3 separate regions of the Homo sapiens genome follow, and regions 2 and 3 are each linked to region 1. A link is a contact called in ENCODE Hi-C or POLR2A ChIA-PET data. All regions are on one chromosome and are shown on one strand. The core of a region is the stretch at or near the end of the contact, and the rest is flanking DNA. Distances in the headings are between cores, read along the strand shown.

Evidence for each region. Hi-C counts contacts between places; a loop is a spot of excess contacts on that map. ChIA-PET counts read pairs that join two places held with the same protein, here RNA polymerase II (POLR2A). Pooled maps may share reads with other maps.
Region 2: a pooled map shows a loop between it and region 1 (5-fold over the local background). The contact joins the promoter of ZNF790 here to the promoter of ZFP82 in region 1. A Hi-C loop is called at or near these places in 6 of 50 pooled maps. POLR2A ChIA-PET finds 5 or more read pairs at or near these places in 3 of 52 experiments (RWPE1, WTC11 and activated T-cell).
Region 3: a loop to region 1 is called in a pooled map, with 6 times the contacts of the local background. The contact joins the promoter of ZNF790-AS1 here to the promoter of ZFP82 in region 1. A Hi-C loop is called at or near these places in 7 of 50 pooled maps. POLR2A ChIA-PET finds 5 or more read pairs at or near these places in 3 of 52 experiments (CD4-positive, alpha-beta T cell, Panc1 and naive thymus-derived CD4-positive, alpha-beta T cell).

Annotation. Positions count from the first base shown.
Region 1 is chr19:36,416,239-36,420,712 of GRCh38, reverse strand. ZFP82 (ZFP82 zinc finger protein) reads left to right here and starts at 2,069. Exons shown (of 5, transcript NM_133466.4): 1 at 2,069-2,221. RefSeq lists an enhancer at 2,541-2,700.
Region 2 is chr19:36,836,028-36,840,501 of GRCh38, reverse strand. ZNF790 (zinc finger protein 790) reads left to right here and starts at 2,115. Exons shown (of 5, transcript NM_206894.4): 1 at 2,115-2,165.
Region 3 is chr19:36,795,508-36,799,981 of GRCh38, reverse strand. ZNF790-AS1 (ZNF790 antisense RNA 1) reads right to left here and starts at 2,432. Exons shown (of 6, transcript NR_040027.1): 1 at 2,171-2,432. RefSeq lists an enhancer at 2,141-2,210 and silencers at 2,631-2,790, 2,801-2,870.

The sequences.
Region 1 (4,474 bases), core at 820-3,319:
TCAAGCACTGTAAGAAATCAGAGACTGACTTCAAAGAAAACTCAGCGTTTACTGATAAATTGTGTTATATTACCCCATCAATGGCTAGCCTTCATGCCATGAAAATGCATCCATGTTAATGATGTCACTGTCTTACCTAACTGCAGGTGACAGCTGCCATGACATAGAAATGACATTGAACTTAAGGAAAACACTATACTGTTGCAAAATCCTTGTTAAAACCAAACATCTTAAATGCATTTGAAGCAGCGTGTCTAAGCCACGTAAAATCAAACCCTTGATAGTTATTAGCTGGCCTTCTTCTATAAAGAAAGCTTTCTTTTTTCTTTGTGCTTATTTAATGGGGTACAATCAATTATAGACATAATTGGTGGCACAGGGAAAATAATTATTTCAAGTAGTTTTTAAACACTAGCTGTATAACTAAGAGGGACATATAAAAACAGGGATTGGCAAACTTTTTCTTTAAAGGGCCTGATAGTAAATACAGTCAATCTTCATTCACAGATTCTGAATTTGTGAATTCATCTACTTGCTAAAACTTTTTTATAAACCCAGAGTCAATATTTGCAGCACCTTTGTGGTCATTTGTGGACATCCGAAGAGCGGTGAACCTTTTTGAGTCCCTTAACAGGCATGTTCTCAGCCAAAGTCAAACAAAGTGACCCTCTATCTTCTTATTTCAGCTCTCATACTGTAAACAGGTACCCTTTTTGCAGTCCATTTAGTACCTTGGCTTCTCATATTTTTGTTTTTTGCTGGTGATTTTGCTGTTTCAAAGGGACCCCAAATGTAGTAGTACTAAAGTGCTGTTGATGTTCCTATGAATGAGAAAGCGGTCATGTGTCTTACAGAAAAAATACATGTGTTAGATAAGCTTCATTCAGGCATGAGTTATGGAGCTGTTGGCCATGAGTTCAATGTTAATGAATCAATAATATATATTAAAGTGTTTAAATAGAAACACAATAAGGCCAGGCGCGGTGGCTCATGCCTATAATCCCAGCACTTTTGGGAGGCCAAGGCGGGTGGATCACCTGAGGTCAGGAGTTTGAGACCAGCCTGGTCAACATGGTGAAACTCCGTTTCTACAAAATACAAAAATCAGCTGGGCATGGTGACATGCATCTGTATTCCCAGCTACTCTGGGGGCTGAGGCAGGAGAATTGCTGGAACCCGGGAGGCGGAGGAGGTTGCAGTGAGCCAAGATCCCACCACTGCACTCCAGCCTGGGTGACAGAGCAAGACCCTATCTCAAAAAAAAAAAAAAAAAAGAAAAAAAGAAAATAAACACAATAAAATAAGCTTATGCATTCATCGGTTGACTAAAATGTGACCAGATGCTTACAGGAAACTAACCCTGTATTTCCCCTAGAAGCAGTGGAATGGTATTCACTAATTCCGTGTTTGTAGCAAGTTTATAGACCATAACTACTGTGAATAGTGAGAACTGACTGTATTTTAGGCTGCGTGGGCCATCTGGTCTGTGTAACTACTCGAGTCTGTCCTTGTAGCTCAAATATAGCAATAGACAGTACACAATCAAACACGGCTATGTTCCAATAAAACTTTTATTTATGGACACTGAAATTTGACATGTATGATTTTCATATTTCACAAAATATTGTTCTCCTTTTCATTGTTTTTACCATTTAAAAATACAGAAATGGAAAATATAGGAACTGGCTTCCCCGAATCTCCGGAGTCACACGGTCTCAAATCCCAACAGCCACACCCAGTGAAAGAATCCCACCCAGGAGCGCGCCAGGGACAGACTCGCAGCGCCGTCCTCGCTCACAGGGCTCCCTAGTTGGCACTATAGAGAGGCGGTCGCGGGCGCCCCTCTTTAACGCGCCAGCCATCTGTCCCCGCTCCCCTCCAGGCCCTGCCGCGCCGTCCCCAGGCGCTAAGGGACTCGAAGCGCAGCCTCGCTGGGACGGACCTAGCTCCGGCTCCGGGTTCACGCAGAGCAGGGGCTGCACCAGCGAGCGGACCCTTGAGACTGGCCGCGCCTGCGCACTCCGTGAGCGCGCCCGGCCCTCCCAGCAGCCTCCGCGCGCAGCCCGTTAGGCCCCGGGGATTGTGGCGTGACCCGGCAGCGGCTTCCTCCGTTCGGGCATCGCTGTGCCTCGGGTTCGCGCCCCGAGTGAGCAGTCCTGGCCCGGAGCGTCGGTCCTGGTAATCTGTAGGAAAAGCGCTGCGGCCCAGGGGGTAAAGAGAGGTAAGCGGGGCCACTGCAGTATCGCAGAGGGGCGGGAGCCCGCGCCTCAGGCCCGGGTGTGTGTGTCGTGGGCGTGACGGGGCCGGGGCTGGGACGTGACGGAGTCTGTGCGGCTGACTTGGGTGCAGAGACTATTGTATGAGCGAAGGTTGTTGTGGCCGTGGAGTGCGTGACTGACCCCAGCATCCTCTGCCCACACCGGGCCCAGCTGCAGAGAAATGGCCCTCGGTCAGTTTCTGCACGCCAAAGACTCCCAGCAGAAACGCGCAGACTAGGCCGGACCAGGTGGCTCACATCTGTAATCCCAGAGCTCTGGGAGAGCGAGGCGGGAGGATCGCTGGAAGCCAGGAGTTCGAGACCAGCCTGGGCAGCAAAGCGAAACTCCCATCTGTACCAGAAATTTAAAAAATGAGCCGGGTGTGATGGCGTGCTCCTGTGGTCCCAGCCACTCGAGAGGCTGAGGCGGGAGGATGGCTTGAGCCTAGGAGGAGATTGAGGCTGCAGCGAGCTATGATAGCACCACTACTCTCCAGCCTGGGCAACAGCGAAACAAGGCTCAGACCCGACCTTGGGATAGGAATATTAGAACTGAACGAGCCCCCGCTCCCGCCCAGGCTTGCTCCTGGAAGGGACTCCCACACCACCTCCTCGCGGACCCGGACCCACGCACGTGCACTCACAACTCTGAAGAGTCCAGCTGCAGGTTTCAGAACCACAGCATTGCTTCCAGGAAGCTATTGTGAACTCCAGTTCTAGCCCCGGGCATCCATGACCCTGGCCTTTCTTTGATACTGGGAAGAGTTAACAACACCATCTCTCTTATGTTACTCTGGTTATGTGTGGGTGGGCGGTGGGGGCATTGTGCCCTATGCGAGGCTGGGCTGCAAGAAAAGCCTGGTTCCCTTATTAGCCAGTCCTGCCCAATTCTTTAAGAAAAGGGGTCCGAGCGGGAGGAGGAATGAATTGCTGTTGCCTGTTTAAGTCAAGGTCGAGGCGAGTGGGTGTTTCTGCTTTCTTCTGTGAAATGCATTCTTATTTCTTAGGACATGAGAATATTTGTTTCATTCTCCATAAATGTCCTGTCCATTGAGCTGATACCTAGGTCCCCTCCCGAGAGCCTGTATGCACATACCCATTTGGTAGATGTTTTTCATTACTTCTGTGGGCCTTCTTTTAATTACTATGTGTAAAGTTCTTAGAACAGTTCCTGAGACCTCGTTAGTACTTAATAAACCTTAGTTATGTATTCTTAAGTAGTGATTTGGAGCAATTCTACATCAGCCTTCTATAGATGGGGGGAAAATGAAAATACTAAGCCAATTGTGGTGAGTATTTCCTAGTAAAAAATAAATGAGCCAGATCAGATGCTTAAATAGTCTAAAACAGGAATTCTTTTTTTTTTTTTTTTTTTTTTTTTTTGAGACAGGGTCTTGCTCTGTCACCCAGGTTGGAGTGCAGTGGCACAATCTCAGCTCACTGCAACCTCCCTTTCCGTGGTTCAAGCGATTCTTATACCTCAGCCTCCCAAGTAGCTGGGATTACAGGCCTGCACCACCACACCCAGCTAATTTTTGTATTTTTAGTACAGACCGGGTTTTACCATGTTGGCCAGGCTGGTCTCAAACTCCTGGCCTCAAGTGATCTGCCTGCCTCGGCCTCCCAAAGTGCTGGAATGACAGGCATGAGCCACCGCCCCCAGCCTAGAACAGGAATTCTTTTTTTTTTTTTTTTTTTTGAGACGGAGTTTCGCTCTTATTTCCCAGGCTGGAGTGCAATGGTGTGATCCCAGCTCACCGCAACCTCCGCCTCCCAGGTTCAAGCGATTCTCCTGCCTCAGCCACCCTAGTAGCTGGGATTACAGGCATATACCACCACGCCTGCCTAATCTTGTATTTTTAGTAGAGACGGGGTTTCTCCATGTTGGTCAGGCTGGTCTTGAACTCCCGACCTCAGGTGATCTGCCCGCCTTGGCCTCCCAAAGTGCTGGGATTACAGGCATGAGCCACCGTGCCCGGCCATAGAACAGGAATTCTTAACCAGAAGTAATTTGAATTCATTTGAGGCTTTCAGGGGACCAGATACTCTTTGAAATTGTACGTAAAATTGTTATAGATATCTGTTAATATGCCACTTTTATGGGGAGAAAATATGTAATTTAATGAGATTATCAAACATGATCCATTAAGATTCAGATCTACTGGCCTAGAATCAAAGTCTGTAACCTTTGAGAATGTTTTTCAATGTTAGACACAA
Region 2 (4,474 bases), core at 866-3,365, 420 kb before region 1:
GCACTGAATCTATAATAAACTGCCCTGATTGGTAACATCTCACATGTATTGTCACAACTCACTGCTGGGGAACAAATAAATCCCATATAAATTTACTGGGAAAGAACCCTTCGCAGTGTGCACCTGGTTTCCCCTGGACTTTGCCCCATGCGCTTTTTTCTTTACTGATTTTCTTTTGTATCACTTCACTGTGAGCCTCCCAGTGAATCATCAGAGCTTGGGCGTGTAGTGGTTGGTCTTGGGGTCCCCTGCCAGTAGTACCAGGAAAATGATGTTGATGGCTGGATGGGCATACCTTTCCTTCTGTAAGGCCTTTACTATGGGGTTTTCGGTTAATCCAGTTAGGAGTTTAACAACTAATCAAGACAGAAAATTTGTACAATTTGATTGCATTTATATACATTTCACAGCAAGATTAAAACTTTTTTTTCTTTTTTTGAGATGGAGTTTCGCTCTTGTCGCCCAGACTGGAGTGCAGTGGTGTGATCTTGGTTCACTGCAACCTCTGCCTCCTGGGTTCAAGCGATTCTCCTGCCTCAGCCTCCAGAGTAGCTGGGATTACAGGCATGCACCACCACACCTAGCTAATTTTTGTATTATTAGTAGAGACAGGGTTTTACCATGTTAGCCAAGCTGGTCTCGAACTCCTGACCTCAGGTGATCCACCCTCCTCAGCCTCCCAAAGTGCTGGGATTACAGGCGTGAGCCACCGCGTCCAGCTGAGAGATTAAAACTATTAAAGAGCCAAGATATTATTAATACCCTAAAGATCAGCTGGAGCTGGAGCTGGGTATCAGAAATGATCACACAGGTTATGTGCAGTGACTCATGCCTGTAATGCCAGTACTTTGTGAGGCCTACTTGGGAGGATCACTTGAGCCCAGGAGTTCGAGACCAGCCTGGCCAACATGGCGAGACCCTGTCTCTATAAAAATTAGCTGAGTGTGATGGCACACACCTGTAGTCCCAGCTATTCTGGAGGCTGAGGTGGGAGGATCACTTGAGCCAGGGAGGCAGAGGTTGCAGAGAGCCTAGATCGTGCCACTGTACTCCAGCCTGGGTGACAAAGCCAGACCCTGTCTCAAAAAAAACAACAAACAAACAAACAAAAAGAGAAATGATCACATAGAATGGGCATTTGTTCTTGAGATACCAACACTTGTGTGGAGTTATACTGAACTTACACATTTTATGCACTTCAAGTATTTTCTGTTTCACAATAAAAAAAGAAACAACTATTTTAGTTACCTGATAAGTTTGAAAGTACTGAAAAAAATTACTCCTCTGTCAGAAAGTTTAGATGTAGATTGAAATGATGTACATCTAAAAGAGAAGCAAATGAAAACTGGCAAGTGTGTACTTCAGCAAAAAGAATGGCATGAATGGAATTTACAAAACAGTACTAATGTTACTATAAACATTAATTGAAACCAAACACTTTAAGGGCGATTGGAGGATGGGAATAAGGTATTAGGAAGAGTTCTCATGGATTCCCAGACAGGGTACCCCTATAGGGCTGGGCATGTAGCTGTGTCCCATGGATCGTTTCCCCTTCGTTCTATCCCAGGCTGGTACTTGTGGGACAAGAGGTGTCCACCCAGCCGGGCCGAGGCTCGGGCAGAGACGGGACAGACTCGCCACTCGCTTGGCACAGTCTTGTAGGACTTTCCCGCCATGCCACATAGGTCAGAGGCCCACGCAGCGAGCTCCTACTGAAAACCATCGCACCATCCCCCCGGGGCATTTCTGCAGTGTTCCAGGCTCTGGACTACATTTCCCAGGGCCGTCGGGACCAAGGTTACTTCCAGCCTAAGATGGCCTGGGCTTACTGTCCTGTTCCCAGGGCTGGGAGCCTTTTGCAGAGGTAGGGCAGCCTGCATGCCTCCGCTGAAGCTTCCTAAACGCGGCCTGGAATTCTGGAAGCTCTCGGCAGCAGATGTGAGCGGTGTGTGGGCGATGGTCTTTGCCCAGCGAGGGGATGGGGCTCAAATGCAGGGTCCGTTAATGGTGACCGCGGTGTCCGGGGCAGTTAAAGACGGCCCAGGCTCCGGACTACATTTCCCAGAGTGCACCGTTCCCCGGGCAACTTCCTGTCAGCCCTCTGTCCCTTTAGGGTTAATAGAAAGATCGCGGAACCTTCCACCATCAAGGGACCGCAGGGCCGGGTGAGTGATTCCGAGACACAGAAGCCGAATGACTCCGGAGGGCCCGAGGCCGGGGCTGAGGGGAGTGAGGTGCTAATGTCTTTGGAGTTGGTGGCTTTGCCGGCGAGGGAGCGTGGGGGCGAGCGATCGCGATGGGAGCAGTGGATGCGAGAGTGAAATTGATGCAGGAGCTGGGGCCGCGACGGGAGCTTGTGTGTGTGTGTGTGTATGTGTGTGTGTGTGTGTGTGTGCGCGCACGCGCACACGACGTTGACAGGCGCTGTGTGTGACCCTAATGGACTATTTAAATGTGACTGTATGTACGTGATTATGACTGCGTCGCGTTGTGCGTGACCACGTTCGTAAAGGTGGTGATAGCAGCCGCTATGGGGCCAAAAACAAAGAATTGAGCTTTGCGTTGAGTGACAGGCATAGTCCTTCGTGAATGTGTGGGGAGCAGTTTTTGTGCTGGCCCGTAGCTGGATTGGAGTGGGGGCAACCTAGAAGGAGGGGAGAAGAATGGGACACAGTGTAGACAACATAGTTCAAGAGTTTCTCCGTAAATTAGAGCAGAGAAATGGAGCAGCAGGTTGGGGTAGAGGGCTGGGGAAGACGGCTGGGGAACAACCACCCATCAACATGTTGTTGGAAATGAGCCACGAGAGGGGGGAAAAGTCCAGGCAAGGGTAAGTAAACAAGGCTCATCTGTGTGGGTGTAGTTAAAAATGCAAGAATTAAAAAAAATAGAAAAGGGTAATCGCGCTGCAGAGAGTAAACCATGAGCTGAAGATTTCAGATATAGGGGGAAAATACCCTGTGTTTGGTAGAGGTCAACAAAAGTGAGATGTGGTGAGTTATATACAATCTCATGGCAGGAAATTCAAAACTAGAGTTTGTGGAGGGAGGAAGAAAGGTCTGAAGGTAGTGAACAACAAGGAGGCCGGCCATCTGTTCCATTTTCAGACCCACTGGTAAGAGGCTGTAGCTGGGGAAATGTTGAGAGGGCTGCAGAGTCCTCCAGATACAGCCTAGTTTCTGTTAGACTCAGAATGTTAGGGCGTGTTCAAGGAAGTGGTTGAAGATAAAAGAGGAGTTGGTTGTTAATGAATTATGAATTCCATTATGAAGGCATACAGGAAAAGTGTTGAAAGTTGGGAAGAATGAGAAAAGGGGACAAATGAGACTTGATGGTATACAATGTCCGAAAAGACAGTTGACTAGAAATTCTGGGACTTCTTATAGTAGATAAATATAAATACAAGGTTGGATTGACATTTATTCTGGTTGGATTCAAGTCAGTTTTGGAGAGATAGCGTGGGATAGTGAAAGATGATTTCTTGAGTGTGAGAAACAAACTTACCCGTCCCAAAGAATGGACTCAGAGACCCGGAGAACAGCAAAAGTGAGACTTTTAATGATGGTCTTGCAAGATCAGTGTCTGATAGGCACACCCAACAGTTTCAACAAGCAATTTATCCCCTAGTGCACAGGTTCCTCCCCTGGTTCCTCATAGGCTGATAACTATGGGGTCACAATCTTCCCGGATGTTGCCTATTGATTGTTGGGTAGGGGCTTCAGGTGTTTTGTTTTTTGATTTTTGTGAGACAGAGTCTTGTTCTGTCACCAGGCTGGAGTGCAGTGGTGCAATCACGGCTCACTGCAACCTCCGCCTCCCAGGTTCAAGTGGATTCTCCTGCCTCAGCCTCCCGAGTAGCTGGGACTACAGGTGCGTGCCACCACGCCCAGCTAACTTTTCTATTTTTAGTAGAGATGGGGTTTCACCGTGTCGGCCAGGATGGTCTCGATCTCTTGACTTTGTGATCCGCCCGCCTCGGCCTTCCAAACTGCTGGGATTACAGGCGTGAGCCACCGCGCCCAGCCGGTGTGTGTGTGTGTTTTTTTTTTAGGCTTGTCTTGCTGCATTTGGTTGCGGCCCACAATGCACTGCAATCCTAGTTAGCTCAAGGTCTCTTCAATAGTTGACTTATGACCTAAGCAGCTGGGCAGGCTGATAAAAGCAGACAAAATGAGCTATTTTGCAGGCTAGCAAACTTTCATCTTAGACTAAACTTCTTTGGTTTGGGTGAAGGCAACTAAGTGGGGGAAAGGGAGAAAGCGGGAGGCTGACAAGCAGGCATCATCTATCCAAGCAGGGGCCTAGTATATCCTGTTTCTTCTGTAGTTTGCTTACCTAAGCCAATTCAAGGCATTTTGTCTTGGAAATGGACCACTGTATACATTATTTCCTTCACTGAGTATCTCTCAGAAAGAAGGAAGCTTAAGATAGAAGGGGGGTCAAGGTAGGCAGAATGATGGCCCTGCAACCAATG
Region 3 (4,474 bases), core at 1,183-3,682, 380 kb before region 1:
GACCCTTTATGGGTGTCAGGCTGGGGGATGGTCAGGTCTTTCCCTTCCCAGGAGGCCATATCTCAGGCTATCGCATGAGGAGAAATCTTTGTATTGTGTCCCTGGGTACTTGAGATTAGAGAACGGTGATGACTTTTAACAAGCATACTGCCTTCAAGCACTTTTTTTTAACAAAACACATCCTGCATAGCCCTAAATCCATTAAACCTTGAGTCAACACAGCACAAGTCTCTTGGGAGCACAGGGTTGGGGCTAGGGTTACAGATTAACAGCATCTCAAGGCCGAAGAAATTTTCTTAGTACAGAACAAAATGGAGTCTCTTATGTCTACTTCTTTCTACACAGACACGGTAACAGTCTGATCTCTCTTTGTTTTCCCCACAAGGGAACAAGCCTCCAAATGGTTGCAGACCCCAGCCGTTGAGTCTTCCGTGCTGAGGCCAGACATCATGGAACAGAGACAAGTGGGCTACCCTTGTGCCATATCTGAAATCCTGACTGTGAGCATGAGAATCCACATAACATAATGATTGTTTGAGCCACTAAATTTTGGTGTAATTTCTGACATAGTAATAGTGCCTATGACAGCCACCTTAACACATTAAGTAACAATAGCGAGTAGTAAATCATCACTGGGAACTGTTACTTGGAAATGTCTTGGAAAGCAGTGACAACCATGAAGGCTATTTGTAGATGCTGTCAGATGACATAAAAACTGCTGTGGTCTCACTGCCAACAATACCCCATACCCGAGGGGTCTACAGCCTATATTCAAGATGGAAGGAAACACTACATTTTGGTTAGAGGAATGTGAAAATTTACACGAGCCCTTCTCATGGGCCCCTAAACTTGGCTGATGGAACTGTGGGTAATAAACTCAGAAGGAGTCAAAGGCATCAAGGTTGCTCATGAAAGAGCTGAGGTTACCAACTCAAGTGTAGACAAGAAAAGAGAGAGGAAAAAAATGGTAGCTCGGCAGGGAGGTCAGAGGGATAGCCAGGCTTAGTTTCCAGACATCCAGGAAAAGGACACCCATCTGAGTAATGGATTGAGAGTCAGTATTAAGATACGGAGAAATATCAAGGAGAAACATTAGTGGCTAACGCTGGACATTTCCACAGCTCTCACATAACCAGAAAAACTTAGCTTAATTTTAGTAACAATGTCAGAAGCACAAGCGTGCTGAGAATTAAGAACAAGGCCTTTGAAGAATGTGGGGACTGTTTTATAAAGCACTGAATCTTCACACCTCATGAAGACAGAGACCTGGAGCCTACAGGTGTCTCATTCACACTATGAAATAAATCCTACAAAAGTAAGAGATCCACTAACTTTTTAAAGGATTTAGGAAGATATATATATGAAATCAGCCAGGTGCGGTGGATCACACCTGTAATCCCAGCACTCTGGGAGGCCGAGGCGGGCAGATCACCCCAGGTCGGGAGTTCGAGACCAGCTTGACCAACATAAAGAAACCCCATCTCTACTAAAAATACAAAATTAGCTGGACGTGGTGGCACATGCCTATAATCCCAGCTACTCGTGAGGCTGAGGCAGGAGAATCGCTTCAACCCGGGAGGCGGAGGTTGCAGTGAGCAGAGATTGCACCATTGCACTCCAGCCTGGGCAACGAGAGCGAAATTCCGTCTCAAAAAAAAATAATAATAAAAAATAAAAGTTGTTTCTTTCACAAAAGTTACTCTACATACGTGCTCCAAAAATAAGATTTCAAAGACACTGGGGAAAATACTACTACTAAGATATCAAAACCAGGAACTTACTTCCTTTAAAACAATTCCAAACTAACTCGCTGCGCCTTTCACAGAAATTTCCCACAAGAAATATGATTTTATAAAGCCTGAGAAGTTGCTGCTGTTAGGAAAACCACCAAAACTAAAAATTGGTTTAATTAGCAACAACAACAAAATGCCATTTTAACTGGCTGTCCTTATCAGAGACAGTCCACTAAATAATGCAACTGGCAAAACGTGAGATTTTTTAAAGGGTGGGGTGCTTTATTATAAACATAATATAAACCAGGAATGTATTTTATTTAATAAACCTCAACCTGCCGGTCACTCCCTCCCTTCGAGGCGTTCTGCAACAGAACACCTGGCTAGAAATAAAAGGGCGTTTTACCCCAGTGGGATGAAAAAGCCCCGTTTTTTACCTTTAATCGCGAGACAATACGGGTCAGAGGTCAGGAAATTATGTCAGCACCAATGCGGGCGCCCACGAGTGCGGTGGACCGATGTGGAAGGGCCGGGACGCAGCCCGAGTCCCAGTTCCCGCCGTAGCGATGGCCGATTTCCCAGCCGCGGACGCTGAAAGCGAGGACTCCACGCCGATGACCCTTCGGCGTACCATGTCCGGCGGGCGCTTGGCCAAACAGCCCAAGACTGCGGAATCACACTCGCCACTGTGTACCTGGACGCCATCTGCAGACCCAGCGCCTGCGGGGATTCCGGAAACGGGAGAGCGGGCTTCCGGAAACGGTGACCAATGGGAAACGTGATCAGATGTTACTAGGCGAACAGTCCGTTTCCAGGCAACACAGAAGGAAGAGACGCTCTCAGTCACCCTAAAATAGACGGAGCTTTCAGCCAATGGATATGCAGGTTTGCTCCAGATTAGCCAATAAGAAGTGTTTGGGGCCGGCCGAGCGCGGCGGCTCACGCCTGTAATCCCAGCACTTTGGGAGGCCGAGGCGGGCGGATCACGAGGTCAGAAGATCGAGACCATCCTGGCTAACACGGTGAAACCCCGTCTCTACTAAAAATACGAAAAATTAACCAGACGTGGTGGCGGGCGCCTATAGTCCCAGCTACTCGGGAAGCTGAGGCCGCAGAATGGCGTGAACCCGGGAGGCGGAGCTTGCAGTGAGCGGATATCACGCCACTGCACTCCTGCCTGGGCGACAGAGCGAAACTCGGTTTCAAAAAACAAAAGAAGTGCTTGTGGCCGACCTTCCTACAAGCACAGCAGAAACTTTCCTGCGCATTTCTGCGCTGGAACGCCTACCCGCCGCGCCAAACCAAAACTTTGCAATCACGTTTGGTGCTGTTTCCTGCACTTTCTTGGAGATTAGCACCAGGCGCTGGAGACCCTCCCACCTCGCCCACGCCCACCGCCCGGTGAACACCGAGACCCAACCTTGTGCACCGCCAGTCTTGTGATCAACAAACAGGCTAGTAAAGTATAAAAATAAAATAAAGGAAATGTAGTCGGGCGTGGTGGCGTGCGCCTGTAATCCCAGCTACTCCGGAGGTTGATGCAGGAGAATCGCTTGAACCTGGGAGGTAGAGGTTGCGGTGAGCCGAGATCGCGCCACTGCATTCCAGCTTGGACAGCAAGAGCGAAACTCCGTCTGAACATAGTAAAATAAAATAAAGGAAATGGGGCCGGGCGCGGTGGCTCACGCCTGTAGTTCCAGCACTTTGGGAGGCCGAGGCGGGCCGATTACTTGAGGTCAGGAGTTAGAGAACAGTCCGGCCGCCAACATGATGAAACCCCCGTCTGTACTAAAAATACAAAAATTAGCCAGGCGTGCTGGCGGGCGCCTGTAATCCCACCTAGTCGGGAGGCGGAGGCACAAGAATCGCGTGAACCGGAGAGTTGGAGAGTTGGAGAGTTGGAGAGTTGGAGAGTTGGAGAGTTGGAGGTTGCAGTGAGCCGGAGGTTGCAGTGAGCCGGAGAGGCGGAGGTTGCAGTGAGCCGAGATCCCGCCCCTGCGCTCCAGCCTGGGCGACAGAGTGAGACTCCGTCTTAAAATAAAATAAAATAGGCCGGGCGCGGTGGCTCACGCCTGTAATCGCAGCACTTTGGGCGGCCGAGGCGGCTGGATTGCCTGAGCTCAGGAGTTCGAGACTATCCTGGGCAACGTGGTGAAACCCCGTCTCTACTAAAAATACAAAAATTGGCCGGGCGCGGTGGCTCACGCCTGTAATCCCAGCACTTTGGGAGGCCGAGTCGGGTGGATCATCTGAGGTCAGGAGTTCAAGACGAGCCAGACCAACATGGAGAAACCCCGTCTCTACTAAAAATACAAAATTAGCCGGGGTGGTGGCGCATGCCTGTAATCCAGCTACTCGGGAGGCTGAGGCAGAAGAATCGCTTGAACCCGGGAGACGGAGGTTGCGGTGAGCCAAGATCGCGCGCGCCATTGCACTCCAGCCTGGGCAACAAGAGTGAAACTCCGTCTCAAAAGAAAAAAAAAAAGAAAAAAACAAAAACAAAAATTAGCGGGGCATGGCGGCGCATGCCTGTAATCCTACCTATTTGGGAGGCTGAGGCAGGAGAATCACTTGAACCCGGGAGGCGGAGGTTGCAGTAAGGGAAACTCCGTCTTTAAATAAATAAGTAAAAAGGAAATGGATAGAGGAAACATTAATGCATGAAATCAAACAAATGCTTTCGCTGAAGGGCTCCATCTTTGCAAAACCGAACCTAGGACAATGTGCACGTTTGTAACTAG